Linked DNA regions of Homo sapiens: regions 2 and 3 are each linked to region 1. Evidence: chromatin loops called from intact Hi-C (ENCODE). Cell type or tissue: endothelial cell of umbilical vein. All regions are shown on one strand. Each heading gives the region's core, and the rest is flanking DNA. Links, peaks and the distances in the headings are about the cores only.

The links. Hi-C counts contacts between places; a loop is a spot of excess contacts. Peaks named below come from ENCODE experiments on the same cell type or tissue, not always from the same donor. Only the 100,000 strongest peaks of a DNase experiment are listed, where the experiment ranks them.
Region 2: a loop joins it to region 1, with 10 times the contacts of the local background. A loop is called at or near these places in 1 of 110 quality-filtered maps.
Region 3: a loop joins it to region 1, with 2.7 times the contacts of the local background. A loop is called at or near these places in 1 of 110 quality-filtered maps.

The regions. Positions count from the first base shown.
Region 1 is chr4:74,621,246-74,625,719 of GRCh38, reverse strand. No RefSeq gene overlaps it. Among named protein-coding and RNA genes, the nearest start is that of BTC, 170 kb to the left of the region's middle. RefSeq lists a silencer at 2,311-2,605. In endothelial cell of umbilical vein, for the core only: a CTCF peak has its summit at 2,474 (motif pointing right); a DNase peak (open chromatin) is centred at 2,479; H3K27ac peaks cover 1,867 bases.
Region 2 is chr4:74,501,878-74,506,351 of GRCh38, reverse strand. No RefSeq gene overlaps it. Among named protein-coding and RNA genes, the nearest start is that of AREG, 59 kb to the right of the region's middle. RefSeq lists an enhancer at 1,992-3,191. In endothelial cell of umbilical vein, for the core only: no CTCF peak of the experiment used is centred there; DNase peaks (open chromatin) are centred at 1,941 and 2,521; H3K27ac peaks cover 2,001 bases.
Region 3 is chr4:74,416,290-74,420,763 of GRCh38, reverse strand. No RefSeq gene overlaps it. Among named protein-coding and RNA genes, the nearest start is that of AREG, 27 kb to the left of the region's middle. In endothelial cell of umbilical vein, for the core only: no CTCF peak of the experiment used is centred there; a DNase peak (open chromatin) is centred at 2,243; H3K27ac peaks cover 1,210 bases.

The sequences.
Region 1 (4,474 bases), core at 971-3,470:
CTTAGCCATTTTATGCAAGTCACAGCTAATACAGGGTGAGGCCATGAAGAATGATGCTTGTTTTTTCACATGGCCAAAGAATCTATAATTTGGAAAGCTTAATATTTCACATAGTCTTCTTTCATCTTCCAAACTCAAGGTAATATCAGAAATGATATTTCCTCGCAAAAATCATAAGATGTGACTGCCTCCTCCTTTCCTCAAAGCCGTCAGACTGATCTGAGGTAAAACTGTTTTGGACTTAACCCAGCATTTGGTATATCATCTAATGTTCAACAGGAAGTAATCCACTGACCAACTAACCATCGGCTTCTTCTCAGGAACCAATAATTATTTCTATATTTTAAAAATAGCTAAGATACATTTATGCCTATGACACAACAATCCTGTTCCTTCTTACCACCAATTGCAGCTCCTCGTCTTTATCTGCTCATTATATTCAACTGTGTCTAAATTAGCAAACCTAGGCTACAATCCTTTCGTTCAACAGAACAGGTAACTTTAGCTCACACTGACAAATGCAGGCTTTGCTTGCTTAGAAATACTTTTTTCTAAGGTAGTTTCTAAGAAAAGAAGAGAAGAGGAAATACTGGAAGCTCAAAATTAGGTCTGGCCCACCAGGCATTCACCTATTTTAAAATATTATACTATAATTTTGTTGTGGTTAGGAAAGAACCAAGGGCCTTTGTATAGGAGAGAGAAGTGTGGATTCAATGAGGTCATCTTGACAGGATGTGTCCCCAGTTCCCTTTAGTGACTCATTGTAAATTAATTTTCCATCAGTATATTTAAACTGTACTTTGACTTCATTTTGTTCTCACTTTGTGCAGTATGTTAGGATGTTTATTGCTACATAAACTTTGTGGTTATTGTGGTTCTCAAGTTATCTCTTTAAAATCCCACGAGTCCTGGAACTCACTAAGCAAGACTGTCACCATTCTTTAAGAAGCAGAAGATGATAGTTGAAAAATAAAAACAAGAATGTAGGTTAAAAAAGCAGAGGAGAGAGTAAAATGAGAAAATAAAAGAAAACATTTCTTTTTTCCTTTGTCATTCTATTCTCTGTCTTTGAGTGCTTATCTTCTACTGTCTTCAGTTTATACAATTAGGTTGTCTTCTGTTTTTTCTGCGTTATTGTCTATTTCGTTTTGAAGCCAGGGGTCATTGATGAGTAATGCATCATTGGCACCTTGTGCCGTCAGGTAGAACAGAAAATAGGAGCCGTGTTTCTCCATTCATCTTTGGGCTTTTACACTGCATAGGATGCTGGCCTCAGAAATAACAACCACTGGTGCCTCACCATTATTAAAACAGTATATATTTGTATAAGCTTATTGTTTTCCAGAAGCTTTCATTGTAAGTTCCACCCTTGGTAGTGTCTCTCCACTTGCCTTTGTTCTGTTCTTTACACTGGAGGAATTCACTCTTTTCACATCACAAGTTTTCCAGTATTTGAAAAACTTATCAAGTCTTCCATAGGCCCTTTACCCTCAAGCTAAGACTCTCATTTGGCATGCATTTAAACTCTTCATTACACAGGTCATTTTTTTCTAGTTGGTCAAAATCCTTAAAATGTAGCACAGAGAACTGCAAAGACTCCTCTTGACTCTTACCTCCCTTGATCCAGAAAAGGTACTTAAAAAAATCATAAGTTAATATTCCGTGTCTTTTCACACTTTTAACATATATTGAACCTGAGGCCAACTAAAATTTCCATATCTTTTTTATAAGCCAGGTTGCTACCATATTTTGCATATTTTTGTTTTCACCTTACATGAAGGACTTTATTTTTTTTTAACTTTCAACTTGTTTGTTTTAACCCCCAACTCCTGGTTGTTAAAAACAATTTTGAATCTTGAGTTTGTCAGTTTATTGAGCTACACCCTTAATTTTGATAACAACATTTTCCAATGACCTTGAAGATGAGAACATTGCAGCTATAGAATGTGGTCCTTTGTAGCTGTTCAATACAATTAAATTGAACATTAACAGGTTGGAGCTCTCTGTGAAGCCATGATAGAGAATTATCCATGAAAGAGCATCTTATTACTACAACTACTATTATTATCTCTTCAGCTTCATGTTTCACCACTCCTACCCTCCTTTCCCTTCAGTTTTCTGGGTTCCAGCCACCATGGCTTCCCTCACTTCTTCAAACATGCCAGGCTCCCTCCTGTCCAGTCCCCTACGCAGTCTTCTCCCCTTCATCTCCCTATTTCCTCTGTTTGCCTAGAGAACTTAGACCCTGCCTTCAGCCTCAGCACTCTCTGATCCCCAAGATTAGGACCGTTCCATCTTGCCTCTACTTTTGTGATTATTTTATTAATATTTGCCTCCCCTGATAGTGGAAGTAGTAGTTTATTTTGCTTACTACTGTACCTTTTGTGCCTGACGCAGTGTTTGACACAGAACAATGCACCATTACTATTTTAAATGCTTTGGCTCATAAACTTCTGTCATGTCATGTCACATCATGCCAGTAGGTGACACCAAAATGCATATTATCTGTGACGAAGCCCCTGAACTACAGCTGTGTTTTCATCTCAGCATAGTCTGAAGCCCAAGAGCAGTTCAGAAAGTCTGTTTCTCAGTTTTTTAGGAGTGGAAAAAGTTTGGGAATTCAATATATGCTTATATTTATATTCAAATAAATATTACCTAGCTGTGAGTAATCTTCCAAGTGCATTATTAATAATTTAAAAATTTGATATTCACAAATTAAAATATTACCCTTCTAAAATTTGAGGGTCCTAATTTAATATTCTGCTAAGAAATCCCACTGTCAAGCAATGCTTAGCAAGAACTTTTAACGCACACTTAGATTGTTGGGATTGCCCGAATTTTCAGAGAAGATTCTCTAACCTTGTTATAATTTTAGGATTGTTTTAAGCTAGCTATGGTTTTCAGTTGCTCCTATTTTTGCATTATTTAATTTATGTATAGAATTATTCCTAGGTTACACTTTTCCTGATGGCTTTGTTCCTGCGTAATTGCTGAAATGCTGCTATTATAATTATTCCTCCCTAATTGTTCCCATCACAAAGCTTTCTTCAATGCTAGAATCAGTGAAGTAGACCATATTTTCTTTTGTTTTCCTTTCGGCTCAGTGAATCCTGATCAGAGAAAGTTTGAGAAATGCTGCTTTTGAGCAGTGTTTAGAGAGAAGTGCAAATGTCTGTGTAGGGAGCTGGGGGTTGGGGGTTCTGTAGGAGAGAAGTTTTGGGAACCTAGGTAGAAATTGAAAGTAGGAAAGACCTTGAATTTCTAAAGTTTAATCTTAGTTGTTCAAAATTTGCATTTTATTCTAGAATCAACCAAACACCTGTTATGTTCCCATTTTTTTTTTTTAAGACAGGTTTATTTTCCATTGTGTATCACTGGGTAAAGTAGATGGTTCCTAGCGTGGGCCATTTCATCCTGTAGCTTATTCCCCGGGCTGAGCACTTCCAAGTATCTCTGTTTCCTTCTATATTGCACAAGTATGAAGATGAAACTGTCAGTGGATAAGCATGATTATGTGAAAAACTTTATCTAAAGCACACTGTTAGCCTTTCTTTTATTTTTCAATAAAATGATTGTTATATTTCAAAAGTTCTGAAGTTTAGAATTTTAAAAATATAAGACTACTTATAAGACTCCAATCATAATTTGTCATAGAATTTACCAGAAAAGTTTCTCTATCTATTCTATCTTCCTTTCTTCGATGACTTTATTTTGATGACTCTGATATATGAATGTAACAGTTTCTGATTAGTATGATAACTTCTGGAAGAAAGGAAAACCTGAACAAATTCAATTTATGGATAATTGCCAAGTCTTGTTTACTATATTTCTAACTCTTCTTTGAACAAACATTTTACAAGGCTTTAAGGGCATTTGGCAACTGTCATTCATTTATTATCTCCTTTATTCAGTCATCCTGTTTTCACTCAGATTTTTTACACACTAATCATACACAAGACAATGCTGTACATGCTGTGAATAATAAATATATGGATGACACAATCCCTGTATACTGTGAGCTTATAATACAATATTAATAAATGCAGGTCCTTGTTATGTTACTTTAATTCTTCCACTTATATTTTTCTCTTCCTTCCTAAGCTTGTTTGTTTGAAACTTTGACAAGCAGCTAACTTCTACCAATAAAGTTTAGAGAAGGTAATGCAGTCATGATTTGGGATTGAGGGTTTTGGGACAGAAACAACAGTGAACTTTTTTCTCCATGAAATAGGAAAATATATTAAAAATAGAAAACATCATCTGGCTGAATAAAGATAAACAGAATAGTAATGACTAACATTTCTAATCATCTTGCATATATTAGCTTGTTTGCTTCGTAGTAATAATTCATAATGGGTACTATTGTTTCTAATAATTTGTAAATGAGGAAACAGGCATGTGTGATAAAGATTGAAAATAAATGCCATGAACTGAGAAAAAAAAATGTCAGATTATCATGATTGTTCTTTTC
Region 2 (4,474 bases), core at 873-3,372, 120 kb after region 1:
TTTGTGGTTTTATCTACCTTTGGTCTTTGATGTTGGTGACCTAGAGATGGGGTTTTGGTGTGGATGTCCTTTTTATTGATATCGATTCTATTCCTTTCTGTTTGTTAGTTTTCCTTCTAACAGTCAGACCCCTCAGCTGCAGGTCTGTTGAAGTTTGCTGGAGGTCCACTCCAGACCCTGTTTGCCTGGGTATCACCAGCAGAGGCTGCAGAACAGCAAATATTGCTGCCTGATCCTTCGTCTGGAAGTTTTGTCCCAGAGGGACACCTGCCTGTTTGAGGTGTCTGTTGACTCCTATTGGAGAGGTGATTCCCAGTCAGGCTACACGGGGTTCAGGGACCTGCTTGAGGAGGCAGTCTGTCTGTTTTTGGAGCTCAAATGCCATGCTGAGAGAACCACTGCTCTCTTCAGAGCTGTCAGACAGGGACATTTAAGTCTGTAGAAGCTGTCTGCTGTCCTTTTTTCTACTATGCCCTGCCCCTACAAGTGCCTCTATAGAGGCAGTAAGCCTTACTGAGTTGTGGTGAGCTCTGCCAAGTTTGTGCTTCCTGGCCTCTTTGTTTACACTGTGAGCTACTGAAGCGTCAGCAATGGCGGATGCCCCTCCCCCTGTCAAGCTGCAGCCTCGCAGGTTGATTTCAGACTGCTGTGCTAGCAGTGAGCAAGGCTTCATGGGCATGGGACCTGCCGAGTCAGGCACAGGAGGGTATCTCCTGGTCTGCTTGTTGCTAAGACTGTGGGAAAGTGCAGTATTTGGTCAGGAGTGTACCATTTCTCCAGGTACAGTCTGTCATGGCTTCTCTTGGATAGGAAAGGGAAATCCCCTGATCCCTTGCACTTCCTGGGTGAGATGATGCCCCACCCTGCTTCAGCTCACTCTTTGTGGGCTGCACCCACTGTCCAGCCAGTCCCAATGAGATGAACCAGGTACTTCAGTTGGAAATGCAGAAATCACCCATCTTCTGCGATGATCTTGCTGGGAGCTGCAGACCAGAGCTCTTCCTATTTGGCCATCTTGGAAGCGACCCCTCTATTTTGAGTTTTTAAAGAAAACCCCATACTGTTTTTCAAAATGGCTGTACTAATTTACATTCCCACCAACAGTACGCGACAGTTCCCTTTTCTTTTTATCCCCACCAACATTTGTCTTTCTCTTTTTGACAAGAGCCATTCCTACGGGTATGAGGTGATATCCCATTGTGACTTTAATTTATGTTTCCCTGGTGATTAGTGATGTTGAGCATTTTTCCATATACCTGTTGGGCATCTGTATATCTTCTTTGGAGAAATGTCTATTCAGGTCTTATGCCCATGTTTAAATGGGATTTTTTTTTCTTGCTATCAAGTTGCTTTATTTTTAATTATTATGGTCACATAATAGTTGTACATGTTTTGGAGGTACATGTGAAATTCTGACCCAAACATACAATACATAATGATCAAATCGGGGTAACTGGGATATTCATCACATCAAGCATTTAACATTTCTTTGTGTTACGAACATTCCAATTCCACTCTTATTTATTTTGAAATATACAATAAATTATTGTTAACAATAGTCAGCCCATTGTGTCACTGAAAGAATATTAACCCCTTACTAGATGTGTGGTTTACAAATATTTTCTTCCATTCTATAAGTGGTCTCTTCACTCTGAAGTGGGTGTGTGTGTGTATATATGTGTTTGTGTGTGTGTATGTATGTGTGTTCTGTGCAGAAGTTTTTAGTTTGATATAATCCCATTTGTCTATTTTGCTTTTGTTGCCTGTGCTTTTGAGATCATATCCAAAAAACTTTGCCCAGACCAATGCCATTGAAGTTTTCCCCTATGTTCTTCAATATGCATTTTTCAAGCGGATGAATAAAGTAAAAAAAAAAAACCTATGGAAATTATGTGCTGTGTTTTCAGCATTATAATTACCACAGAGTTAAATATTTTGGTTGGCCCTGAGCCATCTACCAGACAATGTCCTTTCTGCTTCTCAGAAGTTGCAATTTAAGGTGGAATTCTAAAGCTGAGAGACAAGTTACATATCAGGACTAGTGGTTTAGTTCAGATCAAAAAGTATGTATTGAGCATAAACTATGTGTTAGGCACTATTTTAATTTCTGGAGTACAAAAGCAAATAAAAATATGATCTGTGCTCTTTAGAAACTTACAATCTAAAGGCAGATGAGCACACAGTAAATTTAAAGTTACTATGGCAACTATAACAAAAGGCATTTATATTAGTTAACTTAGCAGGGTCATTTAACAGAGGGAAAGCTACCTAGTACAGAGGGCAACTAAAATTTGTCTAGAATTATGAAAGAAAATTATTCAAATGAGAAAAAATAAAGGTGTAGGGAACTGCATGCAAAGGTGCATATAGCTAGAAAGGTGTGGCATTTCTGATAAAATAGAGGTCATTTAGTTCTATCACTACATGCAGTAAGAGTTGGACACTGCAGGAAGTGGGACTAGAAAGGCAGAAGTGCCTCCATCAAAGAAGTGAATGCGTCATTTCCCATGGCTCATTGTAACTACTCTCTGTGTGTCATGACTAACAATGTAATGACAAGCATAAAGAGTGTTATTCTTTCAGGATTGGTAGGGAAAAGAGGAAATGGACCTTGGTCAGCATCCCTGGAGAAGTCTTCCTACACACCATCTCAGGTCCTGATGCAATGAATTATCTCATATCTTCCCCAAAGTACCATCTCATTCAGTGAAAAGCTGAGTCGTTGGAGTGGGGTTGCCTTCATGACCCCAGACAAGCAGATCCACCAGTATGTAATTCCAGCTTGAGAGAGCTGCAGGCATATAACTCCAATCCATGAAAGCTGAGGCATGTCTCACAGCTGTGGGGAAGAGCCTCCCAAACCCATGGGGGCCCAACCTTGCACAGAAAAGCTGCAGGAACAGAACTTCCACTCAGTGGGTCCAGAACGTGAGACCTCTGTCCCAATGAGTATAGAGGGTAGAGTATTGGATCAAAGAAGATTATTCTGAAGCCTCAAGATTTAATGTTGCATGTGCTGTTGGATTTTAGACCTGCCTGGGAGATGTCATTTCTTTCTTTCTTTTTTTCATGTCTCTCCCTTTTGGATGGGAATTTCTGTCCTATGCCCTGTCCCACAGTTGTATTTTGGAAGCACATAACATGTTTGAATTCACAGGTTCAGAGCTGGGGAGCTATTTGCCTTAGGATGAATTCTATCTTGAATATTACCCATATCAGATTTAGATGATATTTATATGAGACTTTAAATTTTTGAGTTGATGCTGGTGTCACTTAAAACTGTCGGGGCTATTGGGATAAAATAAATCTCTCTCACACGTGAAAATAAAATGAACTTTGGGGTTCCAGGGGTAGAAGGCTATAGTCGGGATATTTTTGTACCCCCAAAATTCATATGTTGAAATCCCAACCCCCAAAGTGATGGTATTAGGAGGTGGTGCTTTTGGGAGGTGATTAGGTTATAAATGGCAGAGTCCTCATGAATGGAATTAGTGTCCTTATAAAAGAGGCCCAAGATAGATTCCTCACCTCTTACATCATGCGAGGACAGAATAAAGAGCATCATCTATGAACCCAGAATTTGGTGATCTCACCAGACACCAAATTTGCTAGCATCTTAATCTTGGACTTCTCAGCCTTGAGAACTGCAGAAATACATTTCTGTAATTTATAAATAACCCAGTTTATGGTATTTTGCTATAGCACCCTGAATGGACTAAGACAGTTATGAATAAGATAAAACCCACCACTTTTTACTGAAATAAAATTTTTCACTTGGTTTGGATATGATGATGGTTGTTTCTGTCAGGTTTTGACTAACCATACTTAATCTTCAGGTAAAGCTGGGGTGGAGCAGAGGTTTTGGTTAATAGTTCTTCTAACACTTTAAAAACTCCTGTCAGGAAGCATATCATGACAACATTTAGTGTGTTAATAAAATGTAACATTGGGCCCAGAATGAATTTGATCATCCAGTGGATCAAATTTTCATGCTGCTTGGCTTCTGAGTGAAGATGCTGCTTGTGTGACTTGTGGAACCTAGAGCAACCCCACAGAGATCCAAAGCTGAAGAGAATTGTTAGGGCAAGAATAAGCTTAGAGACTGCAGGCAGTCATTTTTCTCAGCATGGGAAAACAATAGAATAGATTTTGAAGATCCAGTATGAAAAAAATGTAAACTATCTTATTAAGAAGTTTATATTGATTACATGTTAAATGATAACATTTCAGATATACTGGGTTAAATTAACTAGATGATTAAAAGTAACTTCACATTGTTTCTCTTTTTAATAGTGTAGCTACTAGTAAATTTAAAATTAAACATGCACATCTTATTATGTTTCAGCTAGACAGTACTACTCTAAAAGCATGTTTCAAAGTACATAAATGATCATTCTCTTGACGTCACCTAATTTCATGTGTGTGTCATTTCATAAGGTGTTTATCAACATTTTTTGGAACTTGTAGTTAATTT
Region 3 (4,474 bases), core at 1,300-3,799, 210 kb after region 1:
GGTTTCACGATGTTGGCCAGGCTGGTCTCTAACTCCTGACCTCAGGTGATCCACCCACCTCGGCCTCCCAAAGTGCTAAGATTACAGGCAGGACCCACCAGGCCTGGCCCAATAAACTTATTTTATCAGCATAATTTGCATCATGTGCTTGTTTCATTCATTCATTGCTTCAATAAATATTTACTTGGCACCTACTATGTGCCAGGTGCATTTATAGATGAAAACTAGCTTTAAACTAGACAGATAAGGCTCCTATTCTTACTACAATGAAGGGCCACAACCTGTCAACAATTTAGTATAAAAATAAAGATAACAATTCCAAATGGTGTACGACAGTTTAAAAAAATGAGATAAAGAGGATTGAGATGATGATGGCTTTCATATGTTAAAAGTGTCAGGAAAGTTCTCTTTGAGCTTGGATGAAAGATGAGGAGACAACCATGCAAATATTTAGGGGGATGATATTCAAAGCAGAGGGAATGGCAAGTGCAAAGCCACTGAGCCTGGAATTATTTTAGGGCATGTTATACTGCCTTAGGAGTCATTTAGAGCAGGGGCTTCAACCTTCAAGCCAGGGAGCAATACCAGTTGGGTCCATGGCCTGCCATGAATTGGGCTACACAGCAGGAGGTGAATGGCTGGCAAGTGAAAGAAACTTCACCTGTATTTACAGGCACTCCCCATTGCTTGCATTACCACCTGAGCTCTGCCACCTGTCAGATCGACAGAGGCGTTAGATTCCCATAGGAGTGCAAACCCTTTTGGGAACTGCACATATGAGGGATCTAGGTTGTGTTCTCCTTATGAGAATCTAATGCCTGATGATCTGTCACTGTCTCCCATCACCCCGAGATGGACCCATCTAGCTGCAGGAAAACAAACTCAGGGTTCTCACTCATTCTACATTATAATTCATTATATAATATATAATGAATATAATATATAATGAATTATTTCATTACATATTATAATGCAATAATAATAGAAATAAAGTATACAATAAATGTAATGCACTTGAATCATCCTGAAACCATCCCCCCACCCCCTGGTCTGTGGAAAAAATTGTCTTCCATGAGACTGGTCCCTGGTGCCAAAAAGGTTGAGGACTACTGTTTTAGAGTGTGCATATGGTGGTACTAATAACCAGATGATGTTATTTGAACTGTGAAGAAGGCAGAATTACAAATATGTCTGGCCACACTCTTGTAACTGAATAGAATGGACTAAAATCCTTTCTATATCCAGGTTAACAACCTATGGGCATCTCACATCCACAAGGAGAACCAGGTTCATGTGTCCCAGAAGAGACTTGGTGAATTACTTAATATAGTAAGCTCTATGAAATTTTATGCTTTGATTTTTCTCATTTCAGGAAGTGTCTAGAAGATGTAGGGATAGAGGAGTTTTGTTCATATGCCTTCCTCTGCTTTCACTCCCCCTTACCACCTTCTTTTCTTTCTCTTTACAGAGGCTGTTGTGATATCCTGCATGGACAAGGAAATGATGTTCATCTAATACACCCACTTGGGAACACTTTGATGCATTGGCTATGATTGTCTTTCTGTTTTCCCTACCCTCATCTCTAGCCCTGTCCCAGTATGAGAACATGGAAACTCATTTTGGAAAATGTGAAATGAGTGATCCCCAAAAGTAGCCTTGCTCATGATTGGGTGATTATATTAAGGGTGATTTTTTTTCTTTATTGTATTTAGCTGTTTTCCATTGTGTTTTTTGGCAACAAATATAAAAAGTTATAGTTTTCTTATTTTTAAAAGACATGTTGCCTCATAGAAGTAGATAATATCAGAAAATGACTTTTTTGTGTCCAATGGCTCCATCTGCCCCTAGTTATTGTCCCTCAAAAGAGGGGCATGTACGACTTGAAATAGCCAAATGAACTTGTCTCATACAGTTGCATCCATTTTGGCTGACAGCATAGATAAAAATTCTTTATTTATACGTGACAGTGGGCAGACAGAAATAACTCCTTACTTTGTTTTCTATATTTTAAAGCATTTTTTCAGAGAACTGTTTTCAGTAGCAAGTTGCCATCATGCATTTAAAACATTTGATTCAGGGACAAATGTTGAGGAGATCACTTGCACAAAGGGAATTAAGCTTGCTGGGTGTAGCATGGGCTAGGGATAAAAAAAACAGTTTAGAAAAGGATGTGATATCACTCATCTCTTTAGGAAAGCATTTCTCTGTCTTAGAGTTAGAGCTCCAGGCAGAGGAAATGGGAAGGCGGGGAAAACATGGACAGGTTCCAAAGGAGATGATGGGTCATAGAGAATGAATGAGTCAACTAGCATCAGAGGGTGTGAGCGAGGGTTTGGGGGAGGGGGAATAATGGAATCTATGGGTTCTTTGAACCCCCTCACTCCCACACCCATATACACACACCAAGTTCTTGGGGGACATGAGCAGTCCTTAAGTGTCCTGAAAGAGTGACTGTGTTCCCTAAGCAACCAAATCACTCCAGAAACTGATTTGGCTGGGAGAGTGTGACACATCAAAGTTAGGGAGGTGACGAAAGTATAAGAATCACTCTAATAGGAGAGCATCGTCAATTGTCAGCATTTAGTTCTATTTAGAAAGGATTGGAAGGAAGGGAGAAGTCACTTCTTGAAGAGAAGACGCAAAAAGTTGATGGCATTTAGTCGTGCCAAAAGAAGTGCTTTGAAACAGTTCTAAAATGCAAGCCTAATTAGTTACTTTAAAGTATCCCACAGGTCTCTCCAGATCATGTGTGTGAGGTATTTGAATTTTTCAGTGGTCACAGATGAGAAGACTGTCACTTCTGCGAACGTCTATTTCTGCACCCCAGGCATCTAGCATACTCACCTATGTTCGCCCAAGTCTTTTATCATAGCTTGTTCATCATATTTATTAGGTTGGCAAAAATGTAATTGCAGTTTTTGCCATTACTTTCAATGGCAAAAAAAAAAAGGCAAAAACCACAATTATGTTTGCACCAACTTAATATATTCCCAGCATTAAAATTTCTTGTAATGTATTTCATGCTTGCTATTCCAGGAATCTTAAAATTCTCTACTAGGATTTCTTACTTAGTGTTTAAGTCCTTAAATTAAACAAATAGAAATACTATGTAAGACATGTGCCATATACAGCAAATAAATCTCATGAACCCACATCAAACAGGTAAATAAAAATATGAACTGAGTTTTGTTCATATTAATATTCAGTGTCCTTTTGACACTGCTTCTTCTGAAGCAAACCAAAAGTGCTTGGAAATAAAACTAAAAGGTTGATTTTACCATCATACATCTATAGCCTCCAGAGTGACCTATTAAATTATAAATGGGATTATGTTACTCCTACAATTAGTACCTTCTGTATGAGGAAACAACAACTTCATTATACCCAAAAGCTCCCGCATGATTTGGCCTCTGTCTGCTTGTCTAAACTAGGGTGTCATCACACGCCTTGGTTATACCATCAAAAGTATTGTTTGAAAGTAAATCAGGTGGTCACTCAACTCCAACCTCACTTCTTTGCTCCTTCTATTCTTTCACCATACTTAGGCTACACTTGCCATCTCTACGTTTCAGGAGGAGGCTAAATTATTTTATATTTTTGGATCCCTGCCTAAGACATCCCATCTGCCTGAAGCACACTTCTTCCCCTGTTCATCTGGTTAACATTTAGGCACCTTTCAAGCCTGCTGAAACTTAACTTCTGCACACCCCAGTATAGACCTGTGAGCCTCTTTAATTACACTCTCCATTGCACATGTAAGAATTTGTAGTCCTGTATTTTCTTATGTTTTTATTTCTTTAATATTTGTCTTCACAAGTCTCTGAGGCAGAGACAGGACTGACACGCAACTGATTCTCACTATTATGGCCTTTAAAGGTTGTTGTATATCTGTTTTGTTGACAACAGACACCTAGTACACAACACAGTACCTAAAACATAGTAGACACTCAGCACGTTTGTTTAACAAATGAGAGAATGACCATGGATGCTCTCATGGAATCAATTGTCGTGAATTCAATTAATGCAGCCTTTACCAAACTCTTATTCTGTGTAGATCATGAACACAATGGCTTAAAAATCAGCAGCACCAGTATCTGCTGGAGCATGACAGAAAGACAGAATCTTGAGTCCAAACCTAAATGACAATCTGCTGTTTAATGAGACACATGGGAGGTTTCAATTACACATTAAAGTCTAAATACTCACCTTAGCACACACTTATCTAGTAAGCCTGGAAAAATAAGAAGCTGAATGGCCATTCACACTCCTCACTTTTAAGAAACCTACATGGCCTGCCAAATGGGCCAATTACTACTTTTAATGGGAATGAAAAATGTTGGGAATTTGCCAATTTATTCTAAACTTTTAAAATGCTATCCCTAGTTTTTCTTGAAGATCATAGAGCAAAATAGATAAGGCTGCTAGTCATAAAGTTTCTGATTTCCTGTCTTAGCATATTGTCCTAATCTAAGAA